Linked DNA regions of Mus musculus: region 2 is linked to region 1. The links are chromatin contacts, found by POLR2A ChIA-PET in ENCODE. All regions are on one chromosome and are shown on one strand. The core of a region is the stretch at or near the end of the contact, and the rest is flanking DNA. Distances in the headings are between cores, read along the strand shown. Region 1 holds the start of Fam50a (family with sequence similarity 50, member A). Region 2 holds the start of G6pdx (glucose-6-phosphate dehydrogenase X-linked).

The links. ChIA-PET counts read pairs that join two places held with the same protein, here RNA polymerase II (POLR2A).
Region 2: POLR2A ChIA-PET joins it to region 1 with 11 read pairs in Patski. The contact joins the promoter of G6pdx here to the promoter of Fam50a in region 1. POLR2A ChIA-PET finds 5 or more read pairs at or near these places in 3 of 5 experiments (Patski and embryonic stem cell).

The regions. Positions count from the first base shown.
Region 1 is chrX:74,309,904-74,315,922 of GRCm38, forward strand. It overlaps Fam50a (family with sequence similarity 50, member A), which reads left to right and starts at 3,130. Exons shown (of 13, transcript NM_138607.3): 1 at 3,130-3,422; 2 at 4,774-4,858; 3 at 4,961-5,060; 4 at 5,524-5,669. The coding sequence starts at 3,312. Gdi1 (guanosine diphosphate (GDP) dissociation inhibitor 1) reads left to right here. Exons shown (of 11, transcript NM_010273.4): 8 at 60-231; 9 at 487-631; 10 at 735-789; 11 at 884-1,964. The coding sequence ends at 1,036.
Region 2 is chrX:74,426,109-74,432,127 of GRCm38, forward strand. It overlaps G6pdx (glucose-6-phosphate dehydrogenase X-linked), which reads right to left and starts at 2,772. Exons shown (of 13, transcript NM_008062.3): 1 at 2,715-2,772; 2 at 1,944-2,071. The coding sequence starts at 2,063. It overlaps Ikbkg (inhibitor of kappaB kinase gamma), which reads left to right and starts at 3,573. Exons shown (of 10, transcript NM_010547.2): 1 at 3,573-3,713.

The DNA.
Region 1 (6,019 bases), core at 1,880-4,379:
GCTCAGAGCTGCCTGGCTTGCCTTTCCAACAGGTACAAACCCTTCTGGTACCTTCACAGGTGGCCCGCTGCAAGCAGCTGATCTGTGATCCCAGTTACATCCCAGACCGTGTGCAAAAGGCTGGCCAGGTTATTCGCATCATCTGTATCCTCAGCCACCCCATCAAGAATACCAATGATGCCAATTCCTGCCAAATTATCATCCCTCAGAACCAGGTCAACAGGAAGTCAGGTAGGCCAGGCTGTTATGCATCTCTTCTCACAAGAAATCTTAGGGCTTCTTGTGACATTTTGTTACAGAATCCCTGCGGCTTGGATGGCTTGAGCTCTTACCTTGTTCATGAAAATGACAGTTTGAATGCTGTTTACATGTTGGGTTGGGAGCAGGAGCATGTGGGCCAGATTCCTGTCTAGCCTCTAGGAACTACTTTTTGTGTGTGGCCATTTTCCTCTGGTACATGTTAACCAATTGGCTTCCCATGGTCAGACATCTATGTGTGCATGATCTCCTATGCGCACAACGTGGCCGCACAGGGCAAATACATCGCCATTGCCAGCACCACTGTAGAGACTGCAGAACCAGAAAAGGAAGTTGAGCCTGCATTGGAGCTGTTGGAACCCATTGACCAGAAGTGAGAGGCTGAACCAAACTTTATGGGGAGGTTGGGGATTAGGAATGGGCAAGGCCCATTATGAGACTTTTCTCTTCTTTCTTTTCTTTTATTTGCCCCTTAGGTTTGTGGCTATCAGTGATTTATATGAGCCCATTGATGATGGTTCAGAGAGTCAGGTAAAAATGCTGTCCCAGTCAGCCTTGGTTCTTGCAGTCTATCCAAGATCCTCTGCCTGACTTCCGTGAGCCCTGGGGTTCTGTCTATTTACAGGTGTTCTGTTCCTGCTCCTATGATGCTACCACACACTTTGAGACAACCTGCAATGACATCAAAGATATCTACAAACGCATGGCTGGTTCTGCCTTTGATTTTGAGAACATGAAGCGCAAACAGAATGATGTCTTTGGAGAAGCTGATCAGTGATTGCTGACTCCCCTCCTCCAGCCCCTGTTCCCCTCTCCCCAACTTGTATGTCCTTCTCTAGGGCAGGGGAGATGGTATGGCTAGGCATCCTTGTTTCCAGCATCTTCTGCTTCCCCTACCACATTCCAATCACCCACCTTATTGATTTTATTCACTGACCATATCCTTAACCTTAGGGATGGTTTGGGAGATGGGAGTTGGATAGTATCCTCTTTCTTGGTCTGTCCTTGTTCTAGGGAAAGAGAACTTTGTGTGTGTGTGTGTGTGTGTGTGTGTGTGTGTGCGCGCGCGCGTGCGTGTGTGTACGTGTGTGTACGTACGTGTGTGTGCGTGTGTACATGTGTGTGCATGTGTGTGTGCATCGTGCACCCCCAATTTTGCTGTTTGGGAAGGAGTGGAGGAAAAGCTGACCCCCACCCCCACTGCTCTTAGTCCCAAATGTAGTGGCCTTTGGAGATACCCATCTCCTCCCCCAACTCTTAGGTGTTGGAGAGAAGGGACCCTCCCAGCACAAAATTGCATTCCTCCTCCTCCTCCTCCTCCTTATAATTTATTCTAATTTATTAACTTTGGAGTAATTGTCTGAGCCCTCAGCCTTTCTGTGCAGCCTAGGGCTGTAGAGTGAGCTGCCCTGGCCTCTCCCAGTGCTGGCAAAGCCTGGGATGGGAGAAGATTTAGGTGTGACCCCCTCTGGAGGTTGATCTGTTTTGAATTTCTTTTGTGTTGTGTTCACTGAGAAAAAGTAATGTGAGCAAAGCAGAAGGAGGTAGGAAAGTGGATCCAAACCCCAGTGTACCCTGCCCCATGCCTTTTCCTTTAGTGGTGGGAAACCCTTACCTTGCAAAGTGAATGTGTCCCCTTCCCCAAGCTCTAGTATATTTCACAGAAAACAAAAACCTCCCAATAAAACTATTGAAACTTAAGCCTGGCTCTTTAGGTTCTCTGCTTTAAGGCTGTTTTGCAGGACTGGGGCAATTTAGCTTCTGGACTAGAACTGTATCCGCAAGGATCAAGGCAGGTGAAGTAGGTCATCTGGTGTTGGACGGGTCATCATTTACTAGTGGTTTCCAAATCAGAAGTCAGTGTGGAGGTTTTGGGTTCAAGGCTATACTGACCTCTCCGAAGCAGAATAGCACAGGTGAGATGGTTCAATGCATAAAGATATTTTCTATGTGACCCTGAGTTTGATCTTTGGAGCCCATGTAAAGGTGGAAGGAGAAAACTGATTCCACAATATGACCTCTGCACATGTTCAGTGGCTTGTGCACAACATGTAAACAAACACATTTAAATTTTTATGTGTATGGCTATTTTGCCTAGGTGGGTGTGCACAACTTGCATATCTGCTGCCTGCAGAAGCCAGTATCTCCAGGAATTGGAGTTACAGTCAGTTGTGAGCTATTTGAATGCTGGGGATCGATTCTGGGTACTCACCATTGCCTGAGCCATCTCCTCTGCCTCACACAAATTTTTAAAGGAGAGGTATCAGGAGTCTCAGTCCTGGGGGAGCAAAGGGACCTGGACCTAGCCTTGGATGATAGCTAAAAAAATTCAGCTGGGCAGGGGTGGCACACACCTTTAATGCCAGCACTTGGGAGGCAGAGAACAGGCCAATTTCTGAGTTTGAGGCCAGCCTGGTCTACAGAGTGAGTTCCAGGACAGTCAGCTACACAGAGAAACCCTGTCTCGGAAAAAACAACAACAAAAAAATCCAAGCAACCAAATGTGTCAGTGTGTGACCAAGCAGGAGGAAAAACAGCCTCCGTGGGAAGGGGTACACCTGACTGAGACATGGCTCTCAGTTCCATCATCCAAGTTGGGAGCAGCGCGCTCAGCCTTGGGACTAACAGAAAGAAGTTAGGAGGAATGGAGGGCCAGCTTAAGATAGCATTTAACTTTGAGGGTGTACAGGAAGCTAGAGGACCCAGCTCCATGTCACAAGGAACCAGCAGAAAGAACTGGTGATTTCGCATTGGGTATGGGATGAACTCGTCCGGCCTCCTGTGAGGCGGGGCGAGGTGCGATCACGTGTCAGAGCCGCGGGCGTAGGGCAGGGCCTGCGTCCGCACGTTCCCTGGTGGCTGACGTCACGCATCAGCTGACTAAATTGCCGCCGCCACTGCCGTCGCCGTCGCCTCCACGACTTCTCCAAGCAAAAGTCACTGTTGCCGCTGTCGTCGCTGCCAACGCCGCCGCTGCCGCTGCCGCTGCCGCTGCCGCTGCCGCTGCCTCCGCTGAAACCGCCACTGCCTTCGCTGAAACCGCTGCTGCCACCATGGCCCAGTACAAGGGCGCTGCAAGCGAGGCGGGACGCGCCATGCACCTAATGAAGAAGAGGGAGAAGCAGCGTGAGCAAATGGAGCAGATGAAGCAGAGGATTGCAGAGGTGTGGGCCAGGCCGGGGCACCTCAGAGCTTGCGCTCCGCGCGGACCCCCTGGCGGTCTCCTGCCACTCGTCTCTGGGAGACCTCAACAGTGGGCTATGAGTGCCCGGAGGGCGGGCCCCGCGTTGGTGGCGAGACTTGCTGTGCATCTCTAGTAACAGAAGTCAGCCGAGACAGTCTAATCTATAAAATGGGCTCAGTGTTGGTCCATGTCAGAGATGGGGAGCACACTGATGTTGGGTGAGACTCCTTGGCACTCCTCCTGAGTACAGAGCTCCCAGCCTTCCAATGCTTATTGGGAAGACCCCACTTCCTGTGGAGAGGCACAGGGGTATGCCACTGAGTCTCACTCATTACAGAGTACTAGAGTTTCTCCCAGGGTTTGTTTAGTGAGTGGTCGCTGCATTCAGAAGCGCGATACCAAGCTGACCACAGCTTGATCCTTTGGGCAAGACTCCTGAGAGGAGCAGGGGGCCTTAGCTCTCCAGGTGAGAGCAGGCCCTATCTGGGGAAGTGAGAAGACAAACGCCCAAACCAGTCTTCAGTTGGAAGTTTTTTTGTTTTGTTTTGTTTTTTGTTGTTGTTGTTGTTTTGGTTTTTTGAGACAGGGTTTCTCTGTGTAGCCCTGGCTGTCCTGGAACTCACTCTGTAGACCAGGCTGGCCTCCAACTCAGAAATCCACCTGCCTCTGCCTCCCAAGTGCTGGGATTAAAGGCATGTGCCACCATGCCCGGCCAGATGGAAGTATTGTCCACCCTCAACTATGCTTGTATAGACACCTAGTCCTACAGTTCCGGCCTCATTGCCTCATTGGCAGCTGGAAGTTTGCCTCTACTGGCTACTCATTTGGAGGTCCCTTCAGAGTACCTACAGGGCACTTATTAATATGGGGTCAGGCTGAAGAACAGTGGCCTTCCAGAGAGCTGCTGACAGCATCCTGGGCCAAAAAGGAGAATTCCAGGGTCTGGACATTTTGATCCCTCTTTTTTTTTTCCATTTATCTCTTCCTGAAATCCCGTGGCTTGGGTCTCAGGAGCTTCAGCTTAAAGGCTGAAGGTGAGTGGTGGTGGCTACAGATTACTGAGTGGGTGCTGGGCCCCAGCAGGAGACCTGAAGAGGGGGCCAGAGCAGTTCAGGGATGCCAAGAGAAGGACCTCCTTTGGTTCCTTTAGCCTTCCCAATTTCGTGGACCCTTCCAGACAGAAAAGGAAGGGAGGGTGTCTTTCTTTTCTAAGATCATGTCATAGCATGTTAAGGCACAAATTTCGAACTAGGGTCTAGAACCCACAGCCACTCTGTCACTTCCATAGTGAAGTGGTAGATGGCCTTCACTGATATGTCCCTCCTCTGCAGGAGAACATAATGAAATCTAACATTGACAAGAAATTCTCTGCACACTATGATGCTGTGGAAGCAGAGCTCAAGTCCAGTACTGTGGGTGAGCAGGACACATGTACCACCTTTTTTTTTAGTCCTAGGTGTCACTCTTTTGCTGGCCCTGGCTGACTAGCCTTTCTTCCCATGTCTTCTTGCCTCACAGGTCTTGTGACTCTGAATGACATGAAGGCCAAACAGGAGGCACTGGTGAAGGAGCGAGAGAAACAGCTGGCAAAAAAGGAGCAGTCAAAGGAGCTACAGCTGTGGGTCCCCCATCCTCAGCAGCTCTCCCCTCACAGTGCAGCTTAGCGCTTGGGAACTCCTGGGGGTGGGTCAGGCTGTTCCATTCCCATTCCATAGGGAGAACCCATTTCCTGCTTTGGGAGCAGTTGTGGTATCTATTGAGCTCCACACTGGTTCTCACTTTCCAGGTTTATCTTTCTTTCTGTTCCTCTGTAAAGGTGGTGAGTCCTTTCTGAGCCCTTTCTTTTTCCTGGGTGCCTGAACAGCCTGCATTGTCCCCATTCCTTTCTGCCCCATGCTTGATGTGTCACAGAGTCCTGCCCTTGAGCTTGAAGTGACTAGGGCAAATAGAATCCCTCTGGGGTGCTGGGGAGATCCAGCCTGTGCTGAGTGGACCCCATGCTAGGCACACAGTGGCTCTGGGTCAGGGAAGGGGCCTCAGGGCAGGAACATGGGGCATGATGGCCACCCATGCCTTGGTAGGAAACTAGAGAAGCTTCGAGAGAAGGAGCGCAAGAAGGAGGCCAAGCGGAAGATCTCCAGCCTGTCCTTCACCTTGGAGGAAGAGGAGGAGGGAGTTGAAGAGGAGGAAGAGATGGCTATGTACGAGGAGGAACTGGAGAGGGAAGGTGAGGGTACAGCCCACCAGAGCTCTCTTCTGGCATTTGTGCTGACATTTGGGCCAGCAAAGAAGAAGCACACTCTTTTTTTTTTTTTTTTTTTTTTTTTTAAATTTTAGCCTCAGTCACCATGAGACAGAACTAGGCCAATAGCCCCTTTATAGGAGCCACTAGTGTGAGAAGTTATCAGAGTACTTCTAGTGCCTGGTCTAAAAGGATCCAGAAGCTGTTCTTTGCAGCACATAGGATAAACTAAGAAGGGGAGAATATAATCTGGACTAGCCTTGCCTGCTAAAACTTTCTGAAGTAATGGGAATGTTTGTGAACACACTGTCAAGTATGGTGACTGCTCACCACGA
Region 2 (6,019 bases), core at 1,522-4,021, 120 kb after region 1:
CCCCAAAGTACACTGTCCCCACAAGGAGGATAGGAACTGAGACTATTATGTAATGGGAGACACTTGATTGCTACGTTTAATGAATGGAGAACTTGCAGGTGTCCTAGATCAGATAGCACCTGCATTTAGTGAAGTATCAGGCAGGAGCTACTCTAGGGGCTAAGCATAGGGTCTGTCTGTCTCTCTCTCTCAGGACCTCTGAGAGGAACAGAAAGAAACAATGATGCTTTTTAGAAAATCTCTTTCTTCCCCACTCCCTTTTGCTGGAACTAATAGTTCCTATTTCTACTCTGGAAGCCCGGGTTCTTACTCCCAGAGCAGAGGAGAGCAAAGGGGAACCAAACTGATTGCAGTGAAAGGAAGTTGCTCAACTTGAGGCTAGAATTCACATAATTAGCCTAGGATAAAGCCAGAAAAGCTGCCTGGTTTTTGTTTGTTAGATGAAAAACACCAGGGTTCAGAGAAATGTAGACATTTGTTCCAGGTCACATAATAAGCTATCAACAAGGTATCTAAGAGTTCATGTCCTACAGTTAAAAATGATCTTCGATGACTGGGTTATTGTTGCTGCATGCTTATGAAAGCATGGGTGGGGCAGGGGAAATAATCTTCAGTTACTTTCTCTTCCATTTGGCCCTTTAGACTGAAAGCAGAGTCCCACATGCTAAGGTTTGTGGCAGATACATGCATAGCTCCTTTAAGGGGACTAGGCTAGAGACAGGGCTGAGGGTAGGGCTGCTGTATTGTGTGTTCCGACTAAGTACCTCCCTTAGGTCTTAGAGCTACAAGGAGCCAGGGGACAGTGCTTTGGTTTGTCTGTCCCTTCCCCTTTCAGTGGCAGGGCCCTTCTCCTCAGCTTGTTTCTGCATTCCTTTTCGAAGTTCTGCCACTCCCATTTTTGCTCAGAAATATAAGGCAGACAACAAACAAGTCTGGCAAAGGGGGTGGCATGTTCTGATGTCCATTTTTTGGATAGTACTGCGATTGAACCTAGGGCCTCATGCATATGAGGTTAGGGCTTTACCACTGACCTACAGCTGTAGCCCTTGGTGCATGGCAATGCTCTGTGTGAACAAAAAACCACAGAGCTCCTCCAGCATTGAGGGGTCCAGGGTGGAAGGTGCTGAGCCAGTGGCTACCCTTTCAAGAACACACTAGTTCTGATGAAGTTCTTGTCCAAGATTACACAATAAGTTAATAGTGAAGATGGTCACACGAGGGTGAGCTGATTCCAGGATTAAAAGCAAGCAATTGAGTTTACCTTTGCCATCGAACACTGGCCACTGAACGTGCCCTGCTGCCACATAGCACATAAGGGGGTGATTTGGTCTAAGCCATGACTTTACTAAGCCCCCACCTGCTCCAGTCTCACTGTGTACTGTCAATACAACACCCCTCTGACTGCTTCTGTTCTTCAGTTTTTCCTAACAGAGCTGGGACTAGGTGGGATGAACAGAAATTTGCAGTAGGCTTTGGAAGATATGGCAAAGAGGAGGTGTTTATCCCTAGGGAACTTCATGCCGTAGAAAGAAAAGAGGGAGAGGCAGGACCTCAGATTCTTCCACTGAAATTAACAGTAATATTTTTCAAATTACAGATTCATTAAAATCAGAATTTTCCCTGATTGCACATCAGTTTTTTTTTTTCATCCAGGAGGAAGAAGTGCTACTGGGTGGTGCTTTAGCACCTGTGATGGTCCAAGTCTGGTCTCCACTCAATGGCTCAGCACAGAGTTCTGAGATGTGACACAAGTACATGTATATCAGGTACTGCTGTGATGATCAGGACACACAGGTGGAGTATATGCCATAGAGTTCAACCTAGTAGAACTTGTGGGTACCTCAGCAGTTCCGTCAATTGGGAAAGTTGAGATAGAGAGAGAGAAGTGCCTTGCACAAGGCTATATTTCATCTTTTAGACTCGGGGCCTGAAGGGAGACTCACCGATGCACCCATGATGATAAATATGTGTGTATCAGCTTGGTGGAAGGCATCACCCTGGTACAACTCTTCCCTCAGGATCCCACACACCTGGGTCCGGCTCAGGGCCACCTGCTCTGCCATGATGTTTTCTGGTGGAAGAAAAGACTCATTGATATGGTAGGAGAACGAAAGAGCATTGACAACTTAACCTTATCCAAGGGTCTTTTGGGTTCTCACCAGGCTGGTGACGATTACTAAAACCACTGGCCGGGAATGCTCTGTGTGTGTGTGTGTGTGTACGCGCGCGCGCGCGCGCGCGCGCGAGCATACATGCATTCGGAGATTCAGAAACTGCTGCCTCTGAGCTCCAGCCATAACCTCCAAAGTTGCCTTCGCTAGGGGCTGTACATTACGAAAGTACTAAAGCTTTAATATAATTCACCTAGGACATCCACTGTGGGCAGCTAGATAAAATCTGGTTACGGCATCACACTCTGTATATGGGACCATCGTATCGTACTCGGGTGTCTGCCAGAAACTCCACAATGAACTGAGCACGTTTGATTGTGCAGATGATGGAGTTCAGCTCCGGCTCTCTTCTGGCCCAGTTGGGTGATCCCCGAAAGTCCCTTCTCTTCTAAAGGTCTAGTCCTCATGGGCCCAATGCGGGGAAAGTGCGGGATACAAAGGGATGGGTTAAAAACTTGTAGATTAGCGCGCATCAAAGGGACTCGCGGCGTACAAGCGTGAAGCATGTCCCTCCACCGACATGCCATCAGACCACCCCTTTACCTGAGTTTAGTTGCCGCTGCCAAACACGTTCACAGATCTGTAGCGCACAGCCAGTTTCCGGGGGCTAAGCTTCGCTGGCCCATTTAACGCAAGAGGGCGTGTGCTTTGACTGAGCTGACCCGCCTCAGGAGAGGCAGGAGGGGAGGAGCTTCGGGCTAGTCTATCATTGCAGGAGGAGATGCGCGCGCATCCCTGGCCAGCCCCGCCCTTTGGCCTTCCCCGATGCCGCTGCCCCTACAATTTCGAGATCGCAAAGTCTTGTCATAAGTGCAGCTCCACACAGTTCTCCTGGGTCCCCGTCTCCTGTGTCACCCAGCCATTATGTATGGCCTAGCTTTCCGCTGGACCTTCGAGGCCCTGCACCTTCCCGGATGACCCCACTTCCGTTAGCAGCATAGCCACGCCTTCCCTAGCTGCTAGTTTGGCTTCGGAGCTGGACTTTCGCAGCTTCCTCTAGGCTTTTTCCTTGGTGGGGGCCCAGCGGCAGAGAGCCCAGTAGCAGGACCAGACTGAAACTTGGGTGTTTTAGTGCGGATGCGGTGCCTTGAAAATGGGGTAGGGGCGAGTGTGGGCGTGGTGACGCACTACTTTAATCCTAGCAGACGGGAAAAAAGAGGCAGGTAGATCTCTGAGTTCGAGACCCTGGTCTTATGGGACCCTGTCTCAAAAAAAAAGTGTGTGTATAAGTGTGTGATGTTTATCAGTGAGGAGAGCTCTGGTGTTCTGCTGGCCGACGCAGGCTGGCGATCTAAGACTTTTCTTTGGAACAGAGTATGGCACTTTGGGGTTTTGATTCACTGGTTAATCTCCAAGCCTTTGAGTCTGTGTTTTACTTCCGGATCCCGCACTTACGACACCGGAAGCCGGAAGTGGAGTTTTCCACTGCAGAGAAGGGAAGGGTGACCGCCTGACTAGGACTTTCTAGGAGCTCCGGTTCTGTCGGAGCGGTCGGATCCCTCTGCTCCTGCCCTCTTCACTTCTGGCCGACTCTGCTGACAGGTGTGGTCCTCTTCTCCAAAGACAGGGCTCCATCGGTGGCTGTTTCGTAGCTTCCGAGACTCCAGAGGTCCACACCCTTCCCCCCACCTTAGGCCCAGTTTGTTCTGCCGCAAGCTTCTAATTATTCGCTACCCAGATTATTTAGGCTAGTCGGATTGAATCTGCCCTTCCCTTCACTGCAGCTGTCGCCTAAGGGCTTGGCCCCTAGTGCTAGAACTCTTTAGGTAGCAGACATTTTCTGTTGATCAAACTGTTTCTGAAACACGTTTTGCACTGTAGGCCAGGTAGACCTCGAACTCAAAGTTCTGCCTCAGCCTTTCGAGTGCTAGAGCAACAGGTGTTCGCCATCAGGCTAGGCTGTTTATCAAACTTGAGTGCATTTGAAGTCTTTAAAAAGTTTTCACGTGTACCTTCACAACTAAAGGTCTTACCTTCTGCACCTCAGTTTACTTTGCAAATGATTCATAGTAATCTGTTTGCCTGTCCTCATAACATTTATCTGACCTGAGAAGGAATGTGTTGTCTTGGCATTTCCTAGGAAAAAGGAAGGACCAGAGAGGGCAAGGGAGAATAGTTGGTGGAGAGGAAGGAAGGGAGTATAGGTGGTATAGGATCTTGTAGGCTGTTGTATGGACTTTGCTTTTTAACACTAGGAGAAATGGAAACTCTGAAAGAGTTCATGGTAGAGAAGAGAAGTAGTTTGAGTTATTTTTGAGGTAATTGGCCCCAGTGGGGCCAATTAACTGCAAAGGGCCATTGAAAAGGCAAAGCATGGTGACCCGTAAAGAGATTATTGCAGTAATGCAGGTGAAAGATGATAGCGCTGTCAGCCTTGAATTACTGAAAAAATTTAAAATGTACAAAAGTAGAAATAATAATATAGTAAATTCCATGTACACATTTCTTAGCTGTGACTATCAGCTCATAGTTAACTTTAATCCACACCCCATTACAATCCTTTACCATGATTATTTTCTTTTCTACAGAAGATGTTATTTTATGTGTATAGGTGCTTTGCTATGCTTTCCTAGTGCCCAAGGGAGTCAGAAGAAGGTTTCAGATCCCCTTGGATTGGAGTTACAGATGTTTGTGAGCCACATCTGCAACAACAAGTGCTCTTAATCCCTGAACCATTATCTCTCTTGCTCCACCCATTGCGATTTTCAATAACAGCTTTCTTGAGACATAATTGGCATGCTACAAAAATTACTATTTGTGTGTGTGCCCCCCACATGCATGCATGATGTATGATTTGTACAGGGAGCACAGGTGCCATGGCTAGAATGTGTAGAGCTCAGAGGACAACATTGAGTCAGCTATCTTCTTTCCACCTTTATATGTTCTCATGTCTCCAGGCTTGCATAGCAAGGGCCTTTATCCACTGAGCTGTCTCCCTTGCCCATACTTCAATATTTTTTTAAACAGTCTCTTCTAGATCCCTTCCCTTTGAGTTTCTAATCCCCTGGAGCTGGAGTTACAAAAGGTTGTGAGTTGCCCAACATGGGTGCTGGGAACTGAACTTGGGCTCTCTGGAAGAGCACTGAGTGCTCCTAATAGCTGAGACATCTCTCCAACTTCTTTTAAGACTTCTAGACATCCAAGTAGTTTTATAAATATCTGGAATTTAGGAATGAGAACTGTTTGGGATATTATCAACATTAAGATTTGGGTTAAAAGCCATGAGACCGGATGGAATTACTGCAGGGGTGAATGCAGTTAAGAAAGAAGTCCCAAAGTTCCTCAACGTGAAGAAGTGGGGACTCAGGAAAAGGGCCTGAGCAGCATCAGCCTTTGAGGGAGTGAGTCACCAGCAGAGAAGGCTTTTCTGGAACCTGAAGGAAGAAAGTAGGTGAAAAAGTGGGGAGGGTCAGTTGTGTGGGCTCAGGCAGATGGACCTATGGGTAGCAACACCTTTAGTATAAATAGCCAATATTCCCCAGTGTTACAGGAGGTCTCCCTTATTGAAAGCCCACTTCTGGAAACTTGCATTGAGATCATTCTCTTCCTGGTTGTCAGTATGAGGCAGGATTTACAAGGTCTCCAGGTTAGTATTGTCCTGCATATTCTCTGGTTTAAAAGCCAGCATAAGCAGATCAGGGGTCATGTGTCTCGGACACCCCAGTTCACACTTTCACACTTCTTAGAGCAAAGAAGTCACAAGAGGTCTCTATCCCCAGTGAACACTTTTCAGGTACAATGTGGTCTCCTGAAGTCTCTTTTATCATGTGTTTGTGTTTTCTTGACTCCTGTAAGAAGTGACCACAGGCCAAGTGGCTTAAAAGAACAGAAAATTGATATCTCACAGG